3 separate regions of the Homo sapiens genome follow, and all the other regions are linked to region 1. Evidence: chromatin contacts called from ENCODE Hi-C or POLR2A ChIA-PET data. All regions are on one chromosome and are shown on one strand. The core of a region is the stretch at or near the end of the contact, and the rest is flanking DNA. Distances in the headings are between cores, read along the strand shown.

What was found. Hi-C counts contacts between places; a loop is a spot of excess contacts on that map. ChIA-PET counts read pairs that join two places held with the same protein, here RNA polymerase II (POLR2A). Pooled maps may share reads with other maps.
Region 2: a map of gastrocnemius medialis shows a loop between it and region 1 (5-fold over the local background). The contact joins the enhancer-like site here to the promoter of LINC02138 in region 1. A Hi-C loop is called at or near these places in 5 of 168 maps with a recorded cell type or tissue (CD8-positive, alpha-beta T cell, PC-9, gastrocnemius medialis and 2 more), 11 of 37 single-sample maps with no recorded cell type and 16 of 50 pooled maps. POLR2A ChIA-PET finds 5 or more read pairs at or near these places in 1 of 52 experiments (WTC11).
Region 3: a loop to region 1 is called in a pooled map, with 10 times the contacts of the local background. The contact joins the promoter of CYBA here to the promoter of LINC02138 in region 1. A Hi-C loop is called at or near these places in 1 of 168 maps with a recorded cell type or tissue (B cell), 4 of 37 single-sample maps with no recorded cell type and 8 of 50 pooled maps. POLR2A ChIA-PET finds 5 or more read pairs at or near these places in 1 of 52 experiments (activated T-cell).

Annotation. Positions count from the first base shown.
Region 1 is chr16:89,164,913-89,167,788 of GRCh38, forward strand. It overlaps LINC02138 (long intergenic non-protein coding RNA 2138), which reads left to right and starts at 1,471. Exons shown (of 3, transcript NR_046200.1): 1 at 1,471-1,587; 2 at 2,225-2,394. RefSeq lists enhancers at 1,859-2,707, 2,708-2,876.
Region 2 is chr16:88,460,734-88,463,609 of GRCh38, forward strand. The region is part of intron 1 of ZFPM1 (zinc finger protein, FOG family member 1); the gene reads left to right. Among named protein-coding and RNA genes, the nearest start is that of MIR5189, 6.7 kb to the right of the region's middle. RefSeq lists enhancers at 1,070-1,985, 1,248-1,542 and a silencer at 1,248-1,542. Within about 2 kb of position 1,403, at least 2 of the 41 ENCODE cell types and tissues checked have a DNase peak (open chromatin) inside an H3K27ac peak, as active enhancers do.
Region 3 is chr16:88,649,427-88,652,302 of GRCh38, forward strand. CYBA (cytochrome b-245 alpha chain) reads right to left here and starts at 1,627. Exons shown (of 6, transcript NM_000101.4): 1 at 1,530-1,627. The coding sequence starts at 1,587. It overlaps MVD (mevalonate diphosphate decarboxylase), which reads right to left. Exons shown (of 10, transcript NM_002461.3): 10 at 2,514-2,876. RefSeq lists enhancers at 1-860, 861-1,754, 1,755-2,649, 2,077-2,226 and silencers at 1,237-1,386, 1,537-1,816.

The DNA of each region.
Region 1 (2,876 bases), core at 221-2,720:
CCGTGTCCAGCACACGCCCCCTGGCCTCTGCCCTCCCTCCCACCCAGCTCTGGCCCAGAAGCGCCTGCCACCAGGCGGCCCATCCTTCCAGAAGCTTCTAGCAGATGGGACCGTCATCTCCCAGCCGTGGCCCTGGCCGGCCCCCCCAAAGGGCAGGGTGTGGAATGACCCAGGGCAATGCTGGGCTCCTCCGATGACGAAGCCGGAAGCTCAAAGGGTCTCTCTGAGGACTGGGGGCCTTACCCCAAGTTTCTTCATGTCCAGGGATCAGAACTGAGAGCTGCCAGCTCCTGAGGCAGCCCTGCCCTCCACAGGTGCCAACCACCACCCAGGAGACGGGATGGTAGGAACAGTAAGATGGTGGTCAGGAGGCAGCCACCCTGGCCTCCTCCAGTCTGGGCACCACCCAGCTCCAAGAGCCAGGCTGGGTGGCCAGGGCACTGCCACTGTCCCATGGCACAGGCTACCTTCAGGGACACTGGGGATGAGGCAGCCCCTGGACTATAGATGCAGCCGGGGTCCCTTTAACTCCCATCCCTACCCCGTGCCCTTCTCCCTACCCAGAAGCTCCTGTCCTTGCAAAGGACAGCACCCCCGCCCGCCCTCCCTGGGCAGCCAGCAGTTCTCACTGCCCTCTCCGGGGTGCTCAGTGCCTGTGGCTGACGGGGAGGACAGGTTTTGGGGGCACTGCCCTGTGCTCCCCATGCCCACCCTACCATGGGCCCAGCATGCTCAGGAGGACCCCGTCACACGACCTTCCTTCCAGGGCCCCAGAGCATGCGGAGCCCCTCCTCCCCTCTGCGGCCCCTTCCTGCTCCCTCTTCCACCCTCCTCCCTCCCTCCTGTCACAGTGTTGGGTTATGGGGATAAAGGACAGAGGCCTGGGGCACTGAGGGAGGGACAGAGACACCCACGCAGCGGGGGAGAGGACAGACGTCCGGAACTGGGTAGAGATGGGCCGTGGGTGGGATTTGCTGGGGACAGAGACCTATGCAGTGGAGGAGAGGACAGACGTCCGGAACTGGGTAGAGATGGGCCGTGGGTGGGATCTGCTGGGGACACAGACCCACGCAGCAGGGGAGAGGACAGACGTCCGGAACTGGGTAGAGACGGGCCTGCCGTGGGTGGGATCTGCTGGGGACACAGACCCACGCAGCAGGGGAGAGGACAGACGTCCGGAACTGGGTAGAGATGGGCCGTGGGTGGGATCTGCTGGGGACACAGACCCACGCAGCAGGGGAGAGGACAGACGTCCGGAACTGGGTAGAGACGGGCCTGCCGTGGGTGGGATCTGCTGGGGACACAGACCCACGCAGCAGGGGAGAGGACAGACGTCCGGAACTGGGTAGAGACGGGCCTGCCGTGGGTGGGATCTGCTGGGGACACAGACCCACGCAGCAGGGGAGAGGACAGACGTCCGGAACTGGGTAGAGATGGGCCGTGGGTGGGATTTGCTGGGGACAGAGACCTATGCAGTGGAGGAGAGGACAGACGTCCGGAACTGGGTAGAGATGGGCCTGCCGTGGGTGCGATCTGCTGGGGACACAGACCCACGCAGCAGGGGAGAGGACAGACGTCCGGAACTGGGTAGAGATGGGCCGTGGGTGGGATCTGCTGGGGACACAGACCCACGCAGCAGGGGAGAGGACAGACGTCCGGAACTGGGTAGAGACGGGCCTGCCGTGGGTGGGATCTGCTGGGGACACAGACCCACGCAGCAGGGAAGAGGACAGACGTCCGGAACTGGGTAGAGATGGGCCATGGGTGGGATTTGCTGGGGACACAGACCCACGCAGCGGGGGAGAGGACAGATGTCTGGAACTGGGTAGAGATGGGCCTGCCATGGGTGGGATCTGCTGGGGAGGGGAGCGTTCGCATGGTGTGGGGGGCTGGACAGCCACTCTCTCCGGGACCACAGCTTTCTGGGCTGGGGCAGGACAAGGCCACTCATGCCCCACTTGCCCTTCTGAGGTTCAGCCAAATGAGGCTCCCACCCCCATGACTCACAAGGCAGCTGGGAGCTCCGGCACTACCCGTGGGGATGGTCAGGACTCTAGGGGCCTTGGGGGGTGTGGGCCACTCCACCGTCAGCCCCAGCCCCATCCCCAGCCACAGCCTGTCTTTGGAGGGTGCTGACTGGGGGCCATTGCAGCTTATGGATCCCTGTGAAAGCCTGAACATCGGGAGCAGCCTGGTGACCTCTGCTCTCTGGTTCCCCCAACAGTGCTGTCCCACGTCCCCACCCCTGTGGCCAGCTCCGCCCACTCAGCCTCAGCCTTGCTGGGGCCTGGCCCGACCTCAGGAGTCCCTGCTGGCCTGGCCACCCTTGTGCCTTCGCCTCAGCCATCGGGGAGGCTCGGGTGGTCTCAGGGCCAACGCCAGGTGAGACCTCAGGTGAGCTGCCCCCCACCTTCCCAGTGCTCAGGGCCAGGGAAAGGGTGGTGGGCATGGACCACACTTGCAGCCCCCCCCTGGGGCATGCCTGGCCGCTGGCCTCCCTGATCCCTGCCCGGGTTGGGGCTCCAAGGGCAGGAAGTCAAGGCGTCCACGCTTGGTGACAGTGCTGGGCCGGCCTGGAGGGGGCAGGCATGTCCAGCATGGAGACGGAAGCAGGGAAGAGCCCATCGTCCCCTCCCAGCTCTGCCCTGAACACCCTCCAGCAATCGGAGGAGCCCGCTGCCCTTCCCCCACCCGCCTCCACTGGCATCCCTGGAGCCACACTGCCCCCTGCCGGGGCTGGCGGGTGTGATGGGCCACCAGGCCACCAGCCCTGACCCCGCCAGCCCTGAGCCCGCCAGTCCTGAGCCCACCCGAGCTCTTACGGCTGCACCTTGAGCCAGTGCCTGGTTGGCTCCTCTGTCACTGTGGGGAGATGG
Region 2 (2,876 bases), core at 153-2,652, 700 kb before region 1:
TACAGTAGGTGCTTAAATAGCAGCTGTTTGGAGCAGACCCCTGGTCCCGCGTCAGGAAGAGGACCTGACTTATTCATGCCGGGTGACATGGTGCTCCTACTCCCGTGGGCCTCGGCCTCCCAGCTGTTCATGGGGCCACTGGGCAGGCTAAGGACTGAGGGATGGGAGGCCTGGTGAGGACCGAGGGGCGGGGCGGGAGGCCTGGTGATGACCGAGGGGCGGGGCGGGAGGCCTGGTGAGGACCGAGGGGAGGGGCGGGAGGCCTGGTGAGGACCGAGGGGTGGGGCGGGAGGCCTGGTGAGGACCGAGGGGCGGGAGGCCCTGGTGAGGACCCAGGGGCAGAAGGTCTGGTGAGGACCAAGGGGCAGGAGGCCCTGGTGAGGACCCAGGGATGGGGCGGGAGACCTGGTGAGGACCGAGGGGCGGGAGACCTGGTGAGGACCGAGGGGCGGGGCGGGAGGCCTGGTGAGGACCCAGGGGCGGGAGGCCTGGTGAGGACCCAGGGGTGGGGCGGGAGGCCCTGGTGAGGACCGACGGGTGCGAGGCCTGGTGAGGACCAGGATGCTTGCTGGGGAGTCCCCAGGTTCCCACCCCATCCCCACCGCAGGGGCTTTGCCCCGCCACCTGGGCTGCACCCTCAGGGCTCCGGGTGGTTGCCGGCCTTCAGCTCTGGAGAGGGAGGTGACCAGTCTGGGGACCGCTTCGGACAACAGCGCAACCTCACGTCCTGGCCTGGCCTTGCTGTGACCCTTTGGCCAGTGGCTGTATCTGGGGCCTCTGTTTCTCTCTTGAAGGAGGAGCTTGATGAGAACACCTCCTTCCCGGCTGTTGTGTGGGGTGCAGGCTGGGAAGGGCTGTCCTAGGGACACGTCTGTGAGGGACTTTGCTGCCTCTGGAGCTGCCGGTTGCATTATTGATATTTTGCCAAAAGCCCTGAGGGTTGGACGTTAAGCAGAGTCCCGCTGGCCCTCCCCTCCTTCAGGCGTTAGGTTTTGAAGGGAGGAGGGACTCTGCCTGAGTGTGCCACGCCCTGGACTGGGCTGGCCTCACACCCCAGCCCCGGCTGTCCTCTTCTTGCCCGGAGATCTGACCCACTGCTAAGATCATCGTTGGCACTGGCCAACCCATTTTACAGGAGAGAAACGGAGGCCCTGGAGGCGTGACATGTGTGAGGTTATGTGACGTGGGAGCTGGGGCCGTGGACCCTGGGGGTGGGCCCAGGTTTCTCTGGGCACTGCCCACTCAGCACCCCCAGGCCACCAGCCCTACTGCATCGGCCGGCGGCCTCCCCATCTCCTCCTCCCTCCCCAGCTGCCTTGTGTTTTGGGGGAAGGCAGTGGTCCTGCTGAGGCAGGAATGTGGTGGCTGATCTTGGGCAGAGCCGCGTGAGCAGATAAGCAGGCCCCTCCCCTCAGCCTCCTGTGCCTCCGTCTGCTTCCCCAGCTTCCCCTGGGCTGCTGGCTGTGGTCTTGGGAGCCTCAGCTTCCCCGGCTGTGAAATGGGTGTTGGGGGCTGGTGGGCAGCTTCCGAGAGCTCAGGCCCTGACTCCCCTGGTTCCCTCAGTTCCCCACCTGGAGCTGAAGTGAGCCCGGCGTGCTGAGGGCTCCTGTCTGCTAAGTGCCTTACGGGCATCCCCGTTCTGCCCTTCTCCAGACACCACTTAGCTTTGGGTTCTCCACCCATTTCGCACGTGAGAAAATCGGGGGTCAGAGAGGGTGGGTGGCTGCGCTAGAGTCTCACAGCACACAGTGGTGCTCTGGCTGTGGAGGCAGCGGCAGGGCAGGGTGACCCTGCTGTGCCTAGGACCTGCATGGCTGCCTGTGCCTAGGACCTCCTGGACTGTCAGGGGTGTGGCTTCCTGAGAAGGAGAGGGCAGCCACCGCGGGCTTCCGGGTTGTTCCGGGAGCTTCCCTGTGGGCCGCCATGGTTGGAATCCTGGAGTGGAGAATCCTAGACCCTCTGTCATTATAGGGAGGTTACCTTGCTTCTCCAAGCCTCAGTCTCCATCTCTGCAAAGTGGGGGTATCGTAAGGCACCAGGCTGGGCTCCAGGGTTGCCCGGTCTTCGTGCAAGTCACTCAGCCACCCTGAGCCTCAGTTTCCCCACTATAAAATGGAGCAGTGATGCTCACCTCACGGGGCTGTGAGGAGCGATGCCACCCAACACGGGAGGTGCAGCCCGGGCCAGGGCCCCCTGTGGTCTGTAACAAAATCCACACAAACAGGGCAGGGGCCCCCCTCCCCTCCCCAGGTTGCTGACGTCCCTCAGGTGTCTCTGTCACGGCTGGCCTTGCGTGGGCCCACTCCTTCCCACTTCCTTCTGGGCACCTGCACCCATCACCGCCTCCTGCCCCAACTTCCCTTTTTTCCATCAAGCTCCCACTTCCCAAGTCAGACCCAGGGAGCAGGAGCGGAGGAGGCCCCAGGGCCAGGTGGTCGTGGCTCCTTCCCGAAGTGATGCATGAGGAAAGACCTGCTGGGTAGTCCTCCGGGGACAGGGGACAGGGCCTCACGGTTGATGGCGCATCTATCCTGGACATCCTCAGCCCCCAGTGAGGGACCAGGTGCCTGCAGCTGCCCCCTCAGCCTCTCTTGGGGTTCCTCTGGCAGCAGGCGCCCAGACCCTCGTGATGGGAGGGGAAGCCAAGACTCAGAGCCATCAGTGGCCACAGGGCCCTCCCCCGGATGTGACCCCAGGACCTAAGCCGCTCTCCACACTCAGCCCCCAGGTTCACCGGTGTCACAGCACCTACTGGGCATTTACTAGGCCCCTGCCTCGCACTAGGCCACCGTGCCCAGGATTTGATAGACGTGGCCTCACGTCCTTCTCCCGGCAGCCTTTGAAGGAGGCCCAGTGTGCAGATGGGGAAACTGACG
Region 3 (2,876 bases), core at 377-2,876, 520 kb before region 1:
AGAGGGTGCAAAGCTGCCGCTGGTGCCACCAGGGAGGTCTGAGGACGTATTCTGGCACCCAGCCACATTTACAGAGCACCTGCTGTGTACAGGGGGGACTCTTTGTCAAGGCCCTGCTGTCTCCGGGCCAGCTGCCTCCTGGGGCTGCACGGTCTGGAAGGACCTCCCCAGGCAGGTGGCATTTGAATTGAGAAATAAATGAGACAGCCATGAGGCTCTGCAGAAGCAGCAGCTTGTGCCGAGGCCCTGGGGCACGCTCAGGAGATCTAGGAACAGAAAGGAAGCACGGCAGCTGGAGGAGGGGGCCGGAGAGCCGGGAGGCCAGGGCGGGCAGTGCAGGGCGTCCAGTCTGGCTCTAACTCTTCGGGCCAGGAGCCCCTGGAGGGTTTCAGCAGGAGGCCAGACTAGAGCCCAGGTCTCCTGGCTCCCAGCTGGGTGCCCTCAGTCCGTCTACTTCCTGTAGGGAGTGCGGGGCAGGCAGGGTGAGTCTCACGGGGCAGCTCTGGGGAGAGCTGTCTGAACTGACCCACCGACTTCTTGGCCGCTGACTCGAAGCAGGCGGTCACTTTCCTGGGCACAGGACAGGCTGCAGGGCCCCGTCCTCCAGCCCTCCCACCCTGAGGTCTCTGCTCCCACTCCAGCTGCCACGCACCCTCCAGACAACAGGGAGGGCGCTCAGAGCCCCAGGGGAGTGGTGGCAGCGGGCCCCTCCTCCTCACCCTCAGCCCCCAGGCCCTTCCCAGGCACTCCTCCCCCGGTGCAGGTCCTTCCTGGAGCTGCTGCAGTGGTGCCTCTGCCCTCAGACCTCGCCTGAGCCCAGCCTCACCCGTGCTGGGCCAGACACTCCCTGGCCCTGGTCCCGAGAGGGTCCATTTCCAAATGGAGTCCGCTGCCCTCACCAGAACCTCTGAGCAAATGCACAGGAGGGTGACTGGGGGCTGTGCCATCCCACCCCAAGAGCAAAGTGCCTGTGCAGCTGGGCTGGGCAGGGCCGTCACTGGGTGGTTTCGGCGCCTTGTGAAATCTCAGACCGCCTCCAGCGCAGACTCCAGATGAGAAGGGCTGAGCCCCAGGGCATGAGCCCATTCCCCACCCCAAGCCCAGGGAGAGCGACCTCCAGGCCAGCTGGCTACCGAGGGGCAGGGGAGCTTCTCCCGATGCCCAGGCCGGAGCCCCCACTCGGGGGCTTCGGGGCGGTGACCCCGGAAACCACCGGGGCTGAACCGCCTCTTCCCCTGCGCTGCAACTTCCTCCTTCGCGGAGTCGGGGGACCGAGAGAAGGGAATGGGGGAGGGGCGCCGCGCTCCGCAGGGTCTGCAAGGGAATTACTGGGGGTCTCAGAACTCCTCCTTCCAGCCCGCGGCCTGAGGGTCCCGCCCCCGTTCCCCGCACCCTCCTGGCCTGACCCCGGCCCGGCCTGGCCCGCCTGGCGCCCCACTTCCCCACCCTGTAAGTAGCCCGAGGTCCCGGCTGGGGTCTTGGGACACCCCTCCAGGCTGCAGCCTCCACCGTCCCTGACGTGCACTCACTCAGGCCGGACGCCAGCGCCTGTTCGTTGGCCCACATGGCCCACTCGATCTGCCCCATGGCGACACGAACCCGGCTGGGACACTGCTAGGCGCGCACTGCCGCCCCTGCGCTCCCGGCCGAACCCCGCCCCGCCCAGGCCCCGCCCCCAGCCCCCCAGGTGACCGCGGCTGGGCGGAGACCCGCATCTGTAGGGTGCAGGGCTGTCCCGGAGCCTTCTGCCCCCGCCCTCTCTAGCCACGCCGAGGCATAGGAGGGGCCCTGCCCGGCAGCCCCAGCCCAGGCGGGGAGTTCCTGCGCTTCCCCAGGGCTTCCCAAACTTCAGCTCTCAAACACTGACAAGTGCCCCTGCCCAATGCTCCGGACCCAACCGAGGGTCCCGTGTCAACCAGGCGTCTATTAATAGCAGGACAAGGTGTGAAGGTCGGCTTCCTGAGCAAATCGGCCTCTCCAGAGCCTTGGGGGGTGGGGGAGTCACCCCTACAGCCCGGGAACACCTCTGCACCCTGATGCTACCAAGGACAAGGGTGGCCTCCCCATGGGGACCAGAGGCCCAGCCCCCATTTCCTCCCCCTGGCTCTGGGCTGGCACAGGCGTGGCCTGGGTCAGACACTGCAGGGGGCCTCCCGTCACCAGGTCACTGAACTGTGACTGAGACTCGAGGGAGGGGACAGGATGTGTACAACTGGGAAAGCACAGAATGCAGGGACGGCCCCGTCACGTCCGGCCTGGGTACGGGAGGCAGGGGCTGGCGTGGGGGTGGTGAGCCCAGCGCCCATGGGAAGACTTTAGACCTGGGGTTGCTCCTGAGGGTCCCACCTGAGCCAATGTGGGGTTTGAGGGGAGCCCCTCTGTGGCTCTGCCCAGCCTGCCCCTCCCCCAGGCCCTCATGGGGCACACCTGGACTCCCTGACAGGTGCCAGGGTCACTCAGAGCAGGAACCCCGGGATGCTGGTTTACGAAACAGAAAAACGGCGGAGGCCGGAGGCAGCAATGCTGGTTTATTCCCCATGGCCACCGGGGCCGCACTGGTGCCCACTCCTGCCACCATTCCAGCCACACCCAGGCCGTGGGCAGCCACCCTCCGAGACACCTGGGCCGGGGGCAGGGTCTCAGCAGAAGCGCCGTGGGCAGCCACCATCCGAGGCACTTGGTGGTTTCCTGAGGCCCAAGGAGGCTGCTCCCAGCACGGTGACCCCTTCCCTGGTCCGCTGGAGGGACCACCTCCCCACTGAGCTCCTTTCTCAGAGAACTGGGCATAGCCAGAGCTGGGGTGAGAAAGCCCTTCAGCCCTGCTGCACCGAGGCTCTGCCAGTTCTCATACCCCCTCCCCATCCCATCTTGGCAAA